2 separate regions of the Homo sapiens genome follow, and region 1 is linked to region 2. The links are chromatin contacts, found by Hi-C or POLR2A ChIA-PET in ENCODE. All regions are on one chromosome and are shown on one strand. Each heading gives the region's core, a stretch centred on a gene start or an enhancer-like site at or near the end of the contact. The rest is flanking DNA. Distances are from core to core; before and after follow the strand shown. Region 1 overlaps LOC105373262 (a long non-coding RNA gene). Region 2 has its middle 110 kb from the start of ZBTB18.

What was found. Hi-C counts contacts between places; a loop is a spot of excess contacts on that map. ChIA-PET counts read pairs that join two places held with the same protein, here RNA polymerase II (POLR2A). Pooled maps may share reads with other maps.
Region 1: a loop to region 2 is called in a map of gastrocnemius medialis, with 6 times the contacts of the local background. The contact joins two enhancer-like sites. A Hi-C loop is called at or near these places in 5 of 168 maps with a recorded cell type or tissue (MCF 10A, PC-3, endothelial cell of umbilical vein and 2 more) and 2 of 50 pooled maps. POLR2A ChIA-PET finds 5 or more read pairs at or near these places in 2 of 52 experiments (MCF 10A and activated CD4-positive, alpha-beta T cell).

What each region holds. Positions count from the first base shown.
Region 1 is chr1:244,227,918-244,233,587 of GRCh38, reverse strand. It overlaps LOC105373262 (a long non-coding RNA gene), which reads left to right. Exons shown (of 3, transcript XR_949343.3): 3 at 1,313-2,840. Among named protein-coding and RNA genes, the nearest start is that of SPMIP3, 120 kb to the left of the region's middle. Within about 2 kb of position 2,312, at least 6 of the 41 ENCODE cell types and tissues checked have a DNase peak (open chromatin) inside an H3K27ac peak, as active enhancers do; they include gastrocnemius medialis and psoas muscle, where a contact is called at or near this core.
Region 2 is chr1:244,153,970-244,159,503 of GRCh38, reverse strand. No RefSeq gene overlaps it. Among named protein-coding and RNA genes, the nearest start is that of ZBTB18, 110 kb to the right of the region's middle. Within about 2 kb of position 4,148, at least 3 of the 41 ENCODE cell types and tissues checked have a DNase peak (open chromatin) inside an H3K27ac peak, as active enhancers do; they include gastrocnemius medialis and psoas muscle, where a contact is called at or near this core.

The sequences.
Region 1 (5,670 bases), core at 1,063-3,562, 76 kb before region 2:
CAGAGTTTCATTTTCACTTTTTTATTGAAAAATCGAGATCTGGGGAATTAGAGCCTTTCCATATTGATTTTCCAGGGGCAAGTGAAAATTACATTCTGTACAGGACCAAGAAAGTGCCACCTTTTGTGGCAACAGGGCTGACGGTGGTGATGACGTGCAGGAAGGGGGACGATGGGGCAAACAGACATAGTTTCCATGTAATTTTTTTTCAAAGTGAAAAGGTAAAAAAACTAATTTGGGTTCGTATAAAATGACTTCTGGAATTACAATTTTATTTATTTATCTGTTTATTTGTTTTTATTTATTTATTTAGTTAGTTTGTTTGTTTGTTTGAGACAGGGTCTCACTCTCGTTACCCAGGCTGGAGTGCAGTGGTGCTATCTCAGCTCACCACAGCCTCTACTTCCTGGGCTCAGGTGATCCTCCCAGCTCAGCCTCCTGAGTAGCTGGGACTACAGGCGTGCGCTACCATGCCCGGCTAATTTTTTGTATTTTGTTAGTAGAGATGGGATTTCATGATGTGTTTTGTGTTTAGTTGAAGGGAAAGTTGAGGAGAGACAGGTGAGAACTTTGGAAAATATGAATCTGAGGTTTCTCCTTTGAGCATGTCGGGTGGTGCGTCAATCTGCGTTTGGCCCTCTCCCCCGCTGACGTCACCCAAGCCTAGTGTTTTAGGACCGTGGGGAGAACCAACCAGAGTTCTGGTGCATTCATTCACTTTGGGGTCCAGATCTCTGTTCTGGTCTCAGATCTTTCTCTGCCAACTTACTATCTAGAGGACCTTTCACAAATTCACTAAATTTCACTTAATTTCCTGAACCTTGACTTTTTTCCCTGTAAATTGGGAGTAATAATAGAAACTACCACAAAAGGTTGTAGTGAGGATTGACTGAATAAATGTTACTTGATTGATTGATGAATAAACAGGATAACTTGTGTAAAGCACTTGGTTTTGATAGACAGGTGTCTCTTACATGTAATAACAATCTCCTATTTCCTGGCTAGTCCAAAACCCCAAGAAATTTGAGGTCTCACGGAGTTTGTGGTATTCAGGTCAGGTGGATATATTTGAGGTATGCTTTTCTATTTTGGATTTTATTTCCTCTTTTCTGTTCCACCATGGTAAATGCCTCCTAGCTGGTAGTGGGTGAAAATCTTTTATCCCACTTCTGGGGAAAGCCACCTTCTGGGGAAAGACCTTCTGTGAGTTAATATCCGGAAACAACTGGTTCCTTTCTTCTTGTCTCCTTCCCCTTCCCACCCTCTTTAGCACCTGTGAAATGTCCTATTTTTCCCCCTTTTCCATATGCAGGCTAATTGGTGACATCAACCAAAGCCCTGAAAGTGATTCTGGCAGAAAACGAACATGTCTCTGCGAAGCAGGTGAAGAGCCCGAGACTTTGGAATAGACACACTGGCAGCGACGGGGATGAGACCTCACCAGGGAGGAGGTGCTAAGCCCAACTGCAGGATGTCTCTGGGTGTCCTCCAGGCACCCCAGCTTTGAAGGCACCCCACCAACCCGGGATCCACAAACGTTTCCGCCAGATGTGCAGCCCTTGGAGCAAGTCGTGAAACAACTGCTTTGAAGATGAAGAGCCCTCGGAGCACGCTAAGTAGCTGTATTATTGTCGTGCAGTGTGTGTCACCCTGCGGAGGATTCAACTCCCAGCACTGTCACCGCTGGGGAATTAGTGAAAGGCAAACTCAGCCGGAAATGCCGAGTGCCAAAAAAGAGGAGCGAATAAAATGCTGGGGGTGGGAGGAAGGGGACGGTGGGTGCCTGAGCTTTGAAATTCTGCCACTGAAAGTTCTCTCCCATGGTTCCTTTTCCAACCCGCCCCGAGTGCAACAACTGGACCCGCCATGTGACAGGCGCTGCAGACGGATCGCGTTTCACACATGCAGCTGTAATATCTGGCACACAGGTGTTTGGTTCTGTGTTTGCCAGCTGCTCTGCAGCGCCCTGCTACAATGGATAGGGGTCGGGGGGAGGGGAACCCTCACACTTGTTGCTGCCAAAAGGGAGGAGGGAGCTGGAGATTCCTGCCCCCCGGCCAAGAGCTCAGCATTTGACTCTGCTTGGGTCTCCCCCAGTGCCTGCTTTAGAGGGTCCTGGGGCCTCTTCTCATGGGCTCACCCAGGACTCGGCTGTGGCTGGCTGGGAGGGCGAACAGGGCGTCTGGGAAACCTCCAAGCAAACTGGCCAGGGCCCCAGGAAGCCAGGTCCGGAGGCAGCGCACCCGGGGATAGGAGGCCACTGGGCTGTTGAGTCAGCTTCCAACTTCACCTCTGAGCAATTGTGAAACCTTGGCCAGGTTTCTTGCCCTGTCTGGTCTTAGTTTCCTAATCTATGAAATGGAGTATGTAACTCCTGATCCACCAGCCCTCGTCTGTGAGGACTCCATGAAGCACTCAGGGAAGCAGCGTTACTTTTGTTATTCCCACCTGGGGAAGGTGGGACGGGGCAGAAACTCACCGGGCTCCTGGGCCATATCCCTGGACCCCTGTCATTGAAGCCTGGCCCAGCTGTTCTGGGTCTGAGGCCCAGATATCACCAGTGTCCAGATATCACACAGATCATTGGTTTTCTGCTCTTTTTCCCTCCTCAGGGAGGAAGAGGCCTGGCCATTCAGGACAGTGAAGTCACCGAAGAAAGGTGGCAGCAGGGGAGACTGGGGGTGGACTCTCCAGCCCGTGCCCGCTGGAAGCCCCTCTCCTTTCCCTTCTTAGCACCTGCCGGATGGAGCGTCTATGCAGCTAGGACTGTTATATGGAGGGTTTTCTCCCGCCGTGGACTCTCTGGAGGCTATGGACTGTCTGCTTTGCCCATCATTCTGTCCCCAACACGTTGTCTGCATGAAGTGAAGATTTGATAACTGCCTGCTAAGGGAGCGAAGGAGTGAGTGGGTGGATGAGTGGGACGGTATTCTCACTGCCACAGCTGCTCCCAGCCCTATTTTAAGGACAGAGAATATGCATATTTAAAGGACAGATGCGTGTCTAATAATCCCAGCATGTTGGGAGGCTGAGGCAGGAGGATTGTTTGAGGCCAGCAGTTTGAGAGCAGCCTGGGAAACATAGTGAGACCTCCATCTCTGCCGCAAACAAAGAAAATTAGTCCAGCATAGTGGAGTGCACCTGTAATCTCAGCTCGTGGGGAGGCTGGGGCAGAAGGATGACTTGAGCCCAGGAGTTCAAAGCTGTTGTGAGCTGTTATCATGGCACTGCACTCCAGCCTGGGCAACAGAGCAAGACCTCATCTCTTAAAAGAAAAAAGATGGATGCATGATCACACATGACACGTCCAGCTCCACGTCACATGTCACTCCCCAGCCTCAGACCTATCCTTTGCATCCTCTCTCCACCCTTCTTCTGACCCCTTGTCCTGCTTGGCTCCCTGCTAATGTGCCCATGCCTCGCCTTCTCTTCCTACCTCCCCCTCCTGCCCCATCCCCCTGTTCCTTGTCTCTCCTGAGTCTGGGAGTTGGAACTACCCAGGTCACAGCAAGGCTTGTAGGAAGAAGAGTACCATGGGGATCCCAGAGGGCTAAGGCCCAGCCAAGCTCTGTGCTTTGGACATGGAGACTAGCGGTTGTCTTTCTGGGTTTGCAAACTTTGTGAAATGAGCATCGTCTGCTCTGTATCCTTCTTGTGCATATTTTAAAAGACTCCACCCAGCCTCATCTCTTTCAAGGAGTTTGTTCCCCACTAACTGGGCTGGACAGGTGAGAATGCTCTTGCTACAATCTTCCCCAGTTCTAGGCCTGGCTCATGCGTGACCTATATATGCTAAGCTAGATGTCCTGTACTTGCTAATCTAGATATCCTCTACATGCTAAGCTGGATGTCTCTCCCAGAAGGGCCGCCTCTCTAGCTAAAACCCTCTCAACTACCCTTCTACAGTTATTGCCAGTGTGCAATTTATTTTCCCTTCTGGACCTTCGAAGGAAACTGATGTTTATTGAGCGCCTGCTGTGTGCCAGATATTGTGCTTAGCACCTTATACCAACAAGTCATTGAAGTGGCCGCTGTCACTCTCCCTGACTTCACAGATAGGAACACTGAGGAACGGAGACAGGAAAACTCTCCCAACATCATACAGCTGGTAAAGGGCAGAAGTGGGATTTGAATCCTAGTCTGTAGGATTCCTAAGCCTTTGCTCTTGCTGTGCCATTCAGAATGGGGATAAGTGAACAGCCGTGGGCTCAGGGCCTGCATCCTTTCTCTCCAGGTAGCAGTGTCCTCTTGGGCCATAATGCCATTCATTTGTTCAGTCATTCATCCAGCAAGTAGGCACTGGACAACTACTGGGCACCAGGCTCTGTTCTAGTAGCCAGAGATAAACTGGATGGACAGGTCTCCCTTCTAAAAGTTTATAACACAGCACAGAGGCAAAGGTTAAATGGATAAGCACCCAATTTAATTAATTGGTTGGTTATAATGGTACTAAGTCCTATGAAGGAAAAGTGTGCTGTGTTGGGAGAAGCTTGTCTGGGGAAATCAAGTCAGGCTGCCCTGAGGAATGGACAATATTTCCACCTTTGCTGTCAACCAGGCTAGCATCTTAAAGGGTAGTAACTCCAGGTGAGGACAGTGTCCCAGCAGACAGGGGAGGAGTGCCCACACGGTCCCATTTCAGACAGACGTTGGCTGATCAGGCATCACCCAAGTCCTCATGTTCAGCTCTGAAAGGATTACAAGCATGTTTAAAAATACCTAAGGGAGGAGATCCCCTCATCAGAACAGGACCCGTGATATTTCGGCACTTGCTGGCCCGTGGGCAGACACTGCTTCTGTTTGGGTCTGTATTTTTCCTGATGCCTGAGGGATAGTCCCGGTGACCCTCACTGCGGCCACTTCACCAGGAATGGAAAATCACTTGCTGAAAACATAAACAGAGCATATAATAATTGGCAAGACACAGGCAGCTAATCACCATTCTCTCTCCCCCTGCCCTTCCCCTGATCCTGTTTATGAGACATATTCTCCATGTTTTCTACCACATGCTTGCTTTTCTCTTGAAAACATACAGAGCAGCTCTTAGAAGCTCTCTACTTAATCCAGGTAGAATCTCCCCGTGGGCATAGATGGCAGCCCAGGCAGGCCTCAGTGAAGAGTCTGCAGAGCCCCCTCGGTGACGAGAGGGACCACAGAGAAGGCAGAAGCAGAGGATAAGCCCAGGTACCTCCGGGCTCTCCCTCCTTCCCTGAGGACTTTGGTTTCTGATGGGGTAGAATGAGGCCCCCCTTGGGTCCCTCTTCTTCATCATCCTAACAAACCTGCAAAGCTTCCTTTACTGTTGCCTTCGGAAACTCCTTCCAGAGTTGTTCCGGGCAAGCTGGACATCAGATCTCTATTGATTTTTGTTCCTTCCAAGATATGAGCTAGCCAGAGGGACATACGAGATGCTTAGCCCACCTTTTCCACTATCAAGGTGTTTAGGGCACTCTGGGCTGCATAAAGGGAAACAGTGAGATATTTTCCACAAAATCCCAGAAAGGAGCAGTGGCTTCCAATCTTGTCCTTACTCGGCCAGGCACGCAGCTGAGCCTGGCACAGATAGGTCGATACATCTCTCCCCAGACCACTCTAGGATCACCAGGACTCAGGAGAAGGAACGCCACTCCTTCCCACAAAGCGTCTGGGACCCTGGTTTACAGAGTCTTG
Region 2 (5,534 bases), core at 2,899-5,398:
CTTGTTTGTCTCCAAGCCCAAATGCACCATGCTGCTAATCCCAGGACACAGGGATTCACAGCACTGTGCCAGGCCGTTGTTGGCACCAGGGAGACAGAGGTGTAACATGTTTTGCCTTCAGCTCCCTAAACTAACAGGTAAAGTACATGCCTGAAAACCCACTATCCCTATTTCACCACCTTCAGCAATTGTGTGTTGTCTGCAAAACAGATTTTGCTGCATTTCAACCAAGGTCCATATACCCGCAATGGGCCTGAGGTTACAGACTGCTAACAACACTGCCCGGTTTCTTACCAAGAGAAACTTGTCCTAGACTGGAACCCAGGAAAGAACTCCTTCAAGTACAGTTCTGACTTTGAATGAGCCTCAGATGTGTCTACATCTCTTGGACAAGGAGAGTTACAGGTAGATAAGAGTCACAGCAAACAAACTTTGCTTCCCACTTGCTGGGAGTGCAGGACTGGAGGAGAAGGAGAAGAAGAAGGGTGGGAAGGAGAGAGGGAGGAGGTAGACAAGGTAGATAGAAATGTGACAAAATTACCTATGTACTTATTAAAGATGAAAGCTGATGTGGCTTTAGAGAAGAAAATCCCTGCATTAACAAATAGTGGCCGGGTGCGGTGGCTCACGCCTGTAATCCTAGCACTTTGGGAGGCCAAGGCAGGTGGATTACTTGAGGGCAGGAGTTGGAGACCAGCCTGGCCAACATGGTGAAACCCCTTCACTACAAAAAATACCAAAATTAGCCAGGCGTGGTGGTGGGCACCTGTAATCCCAGCTACTTGGGAGGCTGAGGCAAGGAAATCATTTGAACCCAGGAGGCGGAGGTTGCAGTGAGCTGAGATCGCACCACTGCACTCCAGACAGGGCGACAGAGTGAGACTGTGTCTCAAAAACAAAAACAAAACCAAAAAACAAATAGCGACTTTTCTTATTGATGACTCCACCTGAAAGACGTATAATTTCTATTGATAAAGCTGGTTATTTTTAATTTCGATAATAAAAAATGAACTTGTATTCATCTCTGATGTGCTATTACAACTACCACAGAATGCACAATGGAGGCCACAGCATGACAAACTGTAATTCATTCAAAAAATTAGATATTTTTACCGAAACAATGGCTTCAGTACAAATTGGCTATTCTGTAAAACATTCTAGGCCTATGTCTGATGTCTGGATATTACTTGTTATGCTATTGGGTCCATCTAAAAGTCATGGTATTGTGAGATTGTAACTAATACTGTCAGAGGCCTGAGCCAGAGTGACTCCATCTTGAATAGGTGCTGAATAAAATAAGGCTGAGGCCTACTGGGCTGCATTCCCTGGAGGTTAAGGCATTCTAAGCCACAGGATGAGATAGGAGACTGGCACAAGATACAGGCCACAAAAACCTTGCTGATAAAACAGTTTGTGGTGAAGAAGCGGGTCAAAACCTACCAAAACCAAGATGGCAATGAATGTGACCTCTGGTCATCCTCACTGCTCATTGTACCCTAATTACAATGCAGTAGCACTCTAAGAGACTCTCCCGCCAGCACCATGACAGTTAACCAATGCCATGGCAACATCAGCAAGTTACCCTATATGGTCTAAAAGGGGAAGAACCCTCAGTTCTGGGAATTGCCCACCCCTTTCCCAGCAAACTCATGAATAATCCACCCCTTGTTTAGCATATAATCAAGAAGTAACTGTAAGTGTTCCTAACTGAGGAGCCCATGTCTCTGCTCTGCCTATGGAATCACCATTCTTTATTCCTTTACTTTTTAAATAAACTTGCTTTCACTTTATGGATTTGCCCAGGATTCTTTCTTGTGTGAGATCTAAGAACCCTCTCCTGAGGTCTGGATCTGGACCCCTTTCTGGTAACAATACATCTTGATACAAATTATATAGTGTACTCTGATTTCTTAAAAGTAATTTTTGAAATTTAAGGCAGTACGAAGTTGATTTAGTAGGCAACTGCATACACCCAAGGACTCTGGGTACTTAGAATTACGGTAAAAATGTCCCCAAAACCCTCAGTGTCCTAAACAGATATCTTCAGTGCCAGTTAGATCTAAGCTGTTTATCCTCAAAAAGCAAACAGGTACAGCAGCATTATTCACAACAACCAAAAGGTGGAAATAACCTGTCCATCAACAGGTGAATGGATCAATAAAATGTGATATAATATTATTGGAATATTATTCAGTCATAAAAAGAAATGAAATTCTGACACACGCCACAACATGGGTGAACCTTGAAGACATTTGCCAGAAGGAATAAGCCAGTCACAAACCACAAATGCCGAGAATAGGCAAGTTCAAAGAGACAGAAAGAATAGAGGCTATCGGGGGCGGGAGGGAGGAGAGTTACTGCTTAATGGCTAGAGTTTCCACTTAGGATGCTGAAAAAGCTCTGGATATAGATAGCGATGGTTACAGAGCATTACAAAGGTACTTAATGCCACTGGATTGTACACTTAAAGTGGTAACGGTAACTTTTAAGCTATGCATAGTTTATTACAATAAGAAAAAGAGAAGGAGGGAAGGAAGGAAGGGAAGGAGGGAAGGATGGAGGGGGAAGAAAGGGAGAGAGAGAAAGAAAGAAAAGAAAGAAAGAGAGAGAAAGAAAAAGAAAGGAAGGAAGGAAGGATGGAAGGGAGGAAGGAAGGAAGAAAGGAAGGGAGAGAGGAAGAGAGGAAGGGAGGGAAAAGAGAGGGAGAGAGAGAGAGAAAGAGAGAAAAGAAGAAAGAGAGAAACAAGGAAGGAAGGAGAGAGAGAAAGAAAAAGAAAGAAAGAAGAAAGAAAGAAGGAAGGAAGGAAAGAAAGAAAGAAAGAAAGAAAGAAGGAAAGAAAGAAAGAAAAGAAAGAAAAAGAAAGAAAGAAAGAAAGAAAGAAAGAAGGAAAGAAAGAAAGAAAAGAAAGAAAAAGAAAGAAAGAAAGAAAGAAAGAAAGAAAGAAAGAAAGAAAGAAAGAAAGAAAGAAAAAGAAACCCAGAGCAGTACCCCTTAGCTCTCACTGTTGGGAACCAACTCTTCTGCATCTAAAATTTCTGAAGAACAGCAGTGTGTTATGTCTCTGAGTTCTAACAACAGACCATTAACCTACTCCTTACCGAGGGTGAACTAGACACAGGCATAGAGGTAAAGTAAGATGCTCCTGAAACTTTCAGATTGTTGTACAGTATGGCTGGGAACAAAAGGCAGTGGGTAGAGGGTGAGGGAGGGGCCTTAAAACAAAGTGAGAACAATAGTGACAAAAATGAATAAGAAAACTAGTCGTGGAATAATATCAGCAACTGCATATGTAGACTAGACACCTCTTGCCCATACATTTATTTCTCAATCCCTTGGGAGAAGTCAAAAATCTTTTTTCCTTTCAAACATCTGGTGGGGGGTGTGTGTGTATCACTAAGCGATTAGTGTATCAGCCTCTCTTAAACATTCGCTCTTAGTGATCGAATTATGTTTGAGCCCACCCACTTTTCTCTGAGCGTTCATCATGGATGAGCTGAGTGCTGGGTGTTAATATAAACAGCATGGTAACGCACAGGATGCAAGGGGAGTACCCATTTAGAGAGAACTAATACAATTCAATCAAAGGACGTCCTCAGTGGTGGAGCATCTGTGTGCCTTATCCCAACAACTTCCACCACCCCTACACGGCAGGAAGAGGGGGTAATAAGCACGCAGCCGCCTGTGATGCCCACTCCTCCTGGAGACACTGGCGTCGGGGAAAGAAACAGGAATGAATCAAGCAGGGTTATACGGTGGGAGAGTTTGAGGAGCCCATGTAACCAGCCTCTATATTTACGCTGACAGCTCCATAGCTGGGGTCCTATCGGTGGTCCTTAGCAGATTCGGAAAACATTCTAATGGAGGTAGGTAGAACCAGAACATAGCAACATCGCCTGTACGCCCGTTACAGATACAATCTGGTGGGACCTTAGAGATCGATGTCCCTTACTCTGACTGAGCTGAGGTCAGTCGGATCGCATGTGCAGATCGCTTTTGGCCGGCGGTTGCAGCTGCTGTGGACTGGGCATTGTCCAACGCTGCCAGCGGGCTGCCCTGCACAGTGGGGAGTCCCTCCCTCCCTCCCTCCTAAAGCTGGGCCCAGGCGGCCTGTTTGTTGCTACTGCCGCTGCCGCCGCTGCTGCTGTTCCTCAGCTGTCCGCAGCAAGGCCGTGTGTTTGAAGTTGGGCACAGTGTGCCTTTGAGGTGGCTCTTTGGCCCATTCATTGCAGCTGTCCCACTTGTGCTGGCACAAAGCAGCTGCCGGCCCCCTGCACACATCCTGCCCACAAAGCCCGGCATGGGCCCCATGCCCTCAGGGTCCAGGGGCTGCTGAAGCCACGCCTGGCTGTGGGCTGTGGATCGTGTGTTATGTCCAGCTCGGCTCTGGCAGTTACCTTTCTGCCAGTTGTTAAGCATAACCTGAGCCAAGGTCACGAGGCAAGTCTGACGTCCAGGTGGGCTGGTTAGTTGCACACACTTGTTCTGTGACTCCAGAAGGCTCATAAATGTGAGCCTCTGATGATCACAGGGGGAGACAGGACAAGAAAGGGACGGTTGAACTGACGGCAGGGTGTCACTTCTACTGAAAAACAAGTCAGAATTTGCTGTCTGTGAACAATGGGTTGGTAGGACCCCAGCGTTTCTACAGGAGCACAGTGTGTAAATCATTGACTATATAGGACACTTAAATGAAGAAGGCTGGAAGATAAACTCAGTCCTTTTTATTTCCCAATCCAGCAAATGGGCTGAGCTTACAAGGTAGATAAAACAATGTCCGTGGACTCTATGTCTGCTATAGGCTTCAGCACACAAACTGCTCCCATGGGATTGTGCCAGGCAGTAAGAATTATATTTATAGCACGTTGAATTGAAAATATTTGCCACAAGTTCTGAGCCAAATTTTTAAAACAAGCTCGTTTCTAGACCACTTGTGTGGTCTAGAAAATTCAGCCTGCCTGAATAAAACGAGAAAAATGATAGTAATTTAATATTCAATCCTGCTCTATATAAATGCAGAATAAAACAGGAGGTCAGCCAGCTGATGAAAGAGGTGAAACAGTGGATGAAAAAGCCATATTAATCAAAAAATTACCATTTTGGTGAGACTTGACCCTTATCTTCAAGATAAAATATAAAAGGGAAGGTTGATAAACCACCGATAATTGCCATTTTCAATTTGATTTTTCCGGTCCGTGTAGGAACTTTAGGGGCTTAAAAATTAATACCTGATTTATCAAAATTAAAAATTCCCAAGCTTAAAATCTAATTTTTCCTCAAGTTTAGGTTCAACTCACAACTCTTATTATTCTATTTAAACATCGAATACATTTTTCCAACTACTTTTAAGAGTCCTTTTACTTCTTAATTAAATTACTTTAAATATTTAAAATTGTATTTATAAAAATAATATATTCTGCTTCTTTTTAAAAATGCTTCAATTATCTGATTAATAAACAAAAGTTTCCCAAGTATCTACACTGCTCTCTTAAATCTAATAAAAAGGGAACTTTTTCATACAATGGTTCTTAAGCCT